2 separate regions of the Homo sapiens genome follow, and region 1 is linked to region 2. Evidence: chromatin loops called from intact Hi-C (ENCODE). Cell type or tissue: heart right ventricle. All regions are shown on one strand.

Region 1 (2,500 bases), 53 kb before region 2:
ATTTTAAAGCAGGTTAATATTTTGATGACTGAGAGTTTTGTGCGCCCATATGGTGTTTATTGTTTTCTAAGCTTCTGAGATAAGTTGCAGAGTAAGAAGTTTACTCTGTGTCATTGAATGGTATTTGAATTTCATTTGCCTTCTTGTTTATATTCCCCTCCATTAGTATAGGAAAGCTACGACAATCATTAGTATAGAAATCATTTACTTTGAGGGTATTTAAATTACTGTTGAGAAACACCTTTTTTGTTGCTGATGTTAACTTATGGTAAGTTCCTAGGATAGAATTTTTCCCCTTACTGCAGTGTGGTTTTTCAGCTGAATTATTTTATATACTGACATTTCTGCGAAACACCCTTTGTGTTGGCCATGTTAGATTTACCAGGAAGGAAAAATAGAATATTTTGCTAAGTGTTTAAATAGAAACAATGTTTTAAATATCAGTTATATCTAACTGAGAGAACAATAGATTTCTTCTTAGGAAACCTTCCTCACTGAAGAGTGTGCTATGCATTGTTAAATCTCGGATGGGAGAATATGATCTAATAGTTAATTAAAAGCACCTTGTTTCTTTCTGACTGAAAATCTGAATGAGGAGGAGAAAAAAAAACAGATCCTTTTTGTATCCTAGTATTATGATCTTTGTAGACTGTGGGTCCTAACGAATTGTAGCTGACAAAATACAGCAGTTTTAATAACACACCCAAAGCAAATGAATTGTGCTTAATATTAAAGCAAAGCAGATTATCCTCAAGAAGTTAATGTTAAAAGCTGTCTGACCTGAATGGCCTAGGAAATATCTTTCTTGCAGCGGAAGTCATAGGCTTGAAGCTGCATCTGCATCCCTCTTCCCTTGTAGGGAAGAAGGTGATTGATGTGGCTGCAGGCTCCACCCACTGCCTGGCTCTGACTGAGGACAGCGAGGTCCACAGCTGGGGGAGCAACGACCAGTGCCAGCACTTTGACACCTTGCGCGTGACCAAGCCAGAACCTGCAGCATTGCCAGGACTGGACACCAAACACATAGTGGGAATTGCCTGTGGGCCTGCCCAGGTACTGAATATAGAGCTTGATTTGGTATTTTGGAGGATTTTGGTTTCCAGTTGTTCATTACCAGTATGTAGAAAATACCACTGAGTTTTGTTTGTTGTTCTTGTGTCCTGCAGTTGTGCTAAACTCATTTATTATGAGCTTCACTGTAGTTTCCTTGGGTTTTCTTCATGGACAATTAAATGCTATCTGTATAGAGGGGCAGTTTCATTTCTTCCTTTCCAGTCTGCTCGCCTTTTATGTCTTTTCCCGGCCTGATTGCCCTGGCCAGGACTTGCAGTGTGAAGCTGAATAGGAGAGGTGACAGTGGGCACCCTGCCTTGATCCTGACTGTAGGGGAAGGCAGTTCAGTCTTTCACCATCAACTGTGATGTTAGCTGTGGGTATTTATGTAGATGCCTTATTATCAGATTAAGGGAGTGTCTTTAATTCCCCGTTTTAGAAGCTTCTAAAAAATCCTGACTGGATGTTAAAATTTGTTAAATGCTTTTAATCTTCTCAAATGAAATGGTCATGCAGTTTTCCTTCTTTAGTGTGTTAGTATGGTGTATTACATGATGCTTTTTACTTTTCTTTTTCTTAAACATTTTTTTTTTTTCTTTTTTGGAGATACGGTTTCACTATGTTGCCCAGGCTGGTCTCGAACTCCTGAGCTCTAGCGATCTGCCTGCCTTGGCCTCCCAAAGTGCTGGGATTACAGGTGTGAGGCACTGCACCAGCCTGATTTTTAAATACTGATCAAGCCTTGTGTTACTTGGATAGGCATCACTTGGCCACAATTTACTACTCTTTTTTTTTTTTTTTTTTTTTGCCAGATGGAGTCTCACTCTGTCACCCAGACTGGAGTGCATTGGTGCAATCTCAGCTCTCTGCAACCTGTGCCTCCTGGGTTCACGCAATTCTCCTGCGTCAGCCTCCTGAGTAGCTGGGATTATAGGTGTGCACTACCATGCCTGGCTAATTTTTGTATTTTTTTTTTTTCTTTTTAGTGGAGATGGGGTTTCACCATGTTGGCCAGCCTGGTCTCCAACTCCTGACCTCAAGTGATCCATCCTCCTTGGCATCCCAAAGTGCTGGGATTACAGGTGTGAGCCACTGTGCCTGGCCCTATTCTGTTTCTGTATTGCAAAATTTGACTTGCTAACAGGTTGTTGAGGATTTTTCTGTTGATGCTCATTAGAGATGTTGGTTTGTGGTTTTCTTTCTTTGTGTTATACTATCTTGTCTGACTTTCTATCAGGGGAAAGCTGACCTTATACAAAATATTGGCATGTGTTCCGTCCTTTTTCATTTTCTATAAGGGATTGTGTAGAATTAGTGTTATTTCTTCTTTAAATGTTTTTGAATCCCATCTGAGTCTGGAGATTGCTTTCTAAAAGATTTTACGCCAGACACAGTGGCTCACGCCTGTAATCCCAGCACGTTGGGAGGCCGAGATGGGTGGATCACC
Region 2 (2,500 bases):
TATTTCTCTATATTTAGTTTTCTAGAATGAGCTTGTGTCACTTTTAATAGAAAAAAACATTTTTTGATCTCCTGCTATTGAAAGACATTATGCTAAGTCTTTTCGGGGAAAGTCCTTTTCTGTGATCATTGCTCTCTAGGGTTTGGATGAGGAGAGGAAGTGAATGCAGATGGCTCTCTTTGTCCTCTGGGGTCAGGAGGCGGTGAGGCATGTGAGTGGTTCCACAGGCATCTGGAGCCAGTGGCAGCTGAGCACTGGACGGGCAGCCTTTGAAGGCTGTGGCAGACAGATGCCAGCAGACAAGCACTTTGCTGGTGGTGGACCAGGAGGAGAGGAGTGAAAGTGGCGAGTCTTTGGAAGCGTGTTGAGCAGCTCTGCATTGCTTGGAGCTCAGGGTTTGTCGATGAGTGGTGGGGCTGAAGCTGGATGGGTGGGTGACATCCTGTTACAGAGTACCTGGGAGACCAGGGTGAAACTTGAGGCCCACTTGGAAAGCTGTGGTAGGGGCCACATGGTAAGCATTGACCTTCGGGTGATACACCTGCTAGGAAGGTATAGGAGTATCTGAAACAGGAGATGACAGAGATGGAGAATTGCTCCTGCGTCAGGTGATGAGGGGGAAGGCATGAAAAGGGAAAGAAGGTTCTGGTGGAAGGAAGGTGCCATCCACTGTGATGGTGTAGTCTTGTAGATGATAACTTTATGGGGAACCAGCAAAAAGTGGAAGGTGACTCTGCTGTTTCAAGCTTGAATTGAGGGGAGAATAGTGAGTGGTGCGTTTGAAAAAAATATGCAAGTCCAGTAGAATGTGGAGTATGTGGGTTTGTTTCTTAATCTTAAGAGGAGAGGATGTTATGAAATTAATTTTAAACCTGCTGAGGATGAAAGAAATCAATTGAAAGTATAGAATCAATTAATAGTAGAGGTTATAGGGAACATGAAGATTTCCCAGTTGTAGAGATTGGAAGATTGGAGCCTGGGAATTGGATTGGCTGTTCTGTTCTGCACTCAGCCCAATGAGCAGTGACAGCAGACCTGAATCAGGATGATCAAGTCTGTGCTTTGGGCCGAGCAGGGACTCCTAACAGAGCTAGATTGACAAAACTGCCGTGCACCTGTTTTTGTAAATTTTTATGGGAACACAGACACACCACTTGTTTACACATCGTCTCTGGATGCTTTTGCTCTGCAATGGCAGAGCTGAGTAGTTGGGACAGAGACTGTACAGCCCATCAGCCTAAACTATTTACTCTCTGGCCCTTTAAGAGAAAGATTTCCAGCTCCTGGTCTAGTTAGTTGAAATTGTCACTGAAGAAAACCAGCACATGCAAATGCTGTGAGTACCTGGATGAGTACCTAGATGTGTGAAGTGGGCTTGAGGGCAGTGGATCTCCCTGGGGCTGTGTCAAACAGAGTCCTAAAGGCTGCACCTAAAGCTACTCATAACAGACAAAAAGCCATCACCCTGAGCACATGACACATTTGGAATTGGGGTCACTTAATGATCTCAACAAAGCTTAGCTGGAAAAGCTACAGCTAGAAATATGCACGTGGGATGTGTCTGTGTCAGGGGTTACTGAAGCCGTGAGTGAACACGAAAGAGAGTGTGTAGGTCAGGCATGGTGGCTTATGCCTGTAATCCCAACACTTTGGGATGCCGAGGCGGGTGGATCACCTGAGGTCAGGAGTTCGAGACCAGCCTGGCCAACATGGTGAAACCCCCATCTATACTAAAAATACAAAAATTAGCCGGGCGTGGTGGCGTGTGCCTGTAGTCCCAGCTACAGGGAAGGCTGATGCAGGAGAATCGCTTGAGCCAGGAGGCAGAGGTTGCAGTTTGCCAAGATTGTGCCACTGCACTCCAGCCTGGGCAACAGAGTGAGACTCCATCTCAAGAAAAGAGAAAGAATCAGACCAAGTGCAGAAATCTGGGAAGGAGCATTTGCTGGCTCTAAGAGACAGATGCACTAATGAAGGACAGAGACCAAAAGCAGGCAGTGAAAGTGGTTTAGAGTCTAGTTTTTTTTTTTTTGTTTTGAGATGGAGTCTCGCTCTGTCACCAGGCTGGAGTATGGTGGTGTGATATTGGCTCGCTGCAACCTCCAACTCCCTGGTTCAAGCAATTCTCCTGCCTCAGCCTTGCGAGTAGCTGGGATTACAGGCACGCACCACCACGCCCAGTTAATTTTTTTTTTTTTTTTTTTTTTTTTTTTTGAGACCGAGTCTTGGTCTGTCGCCCAGGCTGGAGTGCAGTGGCACAATCTCAGCTCACTGCAAGCTCCGCCTCCCAGGTTCATGCCATTCTCCTGTGTCAGCCTCCCAAGTAGCTGGGACTACAGGCGCCCGCCACCATGCCCAGCTAATGTTTTGTATTTTTAGTAGAGATGGGGTTTCACCGTGTTACCCAGGATGGTCTTGATATCCTGACCTTGTGATCCACCCGCCTTGGCCTCCCGAAGTGCAGGGATTACACGCGTGAGCCACCGCACCCAACCTAGAG

What was found. Hi-C counts contacts between places; a loop is a spot of excess contacts. Peaks named below come from ENCODE experiments on the same cell type or tissue, not always from the same donor. Only the 100,000 strongest peaks of a DNase experiment are listed, where the experiment ranks them.
Region 1: it touches region 2 in a loop (18-fold over the local background); 2 of 110 quality-filtered maps call a loop at or near these places.

Annotation. Positions count from the first base shown.
Region 1 is chr15:28,259,330-28,261,829 of GRCh38, reverse strand. HERC2 (HECT and RLD domain containing E3 ubiquitin protein ligase 2) reads left to right here. Exons shown (of 93, transcript NM_004667.6): 16 at 860-1,053. Among named protein-coding and RNA genes, the nearest start is that of HERC2, 62 kb to the left of the region's middle. In heart right ventricle, no CTCF peak of the experiment used is centred here; a DNase peak (open chromatin) is centred at 965.
Region 2 is chr15:28,206,547-28,209,046 of GRCh38, reverse strand. The region is part of intron 44 of HERC2 (HECT and RLD domain containing E3 ubiquitin protein ligase 2); the gene reads left to right. Among named protein-coding and RNA genes, the nearest start is that of OCA2, 110 kb to the right of the region's middle. In heart right ventricle, no CTCF peak of the experiment used is centred here; no DNase peak of the experiment used is centred here.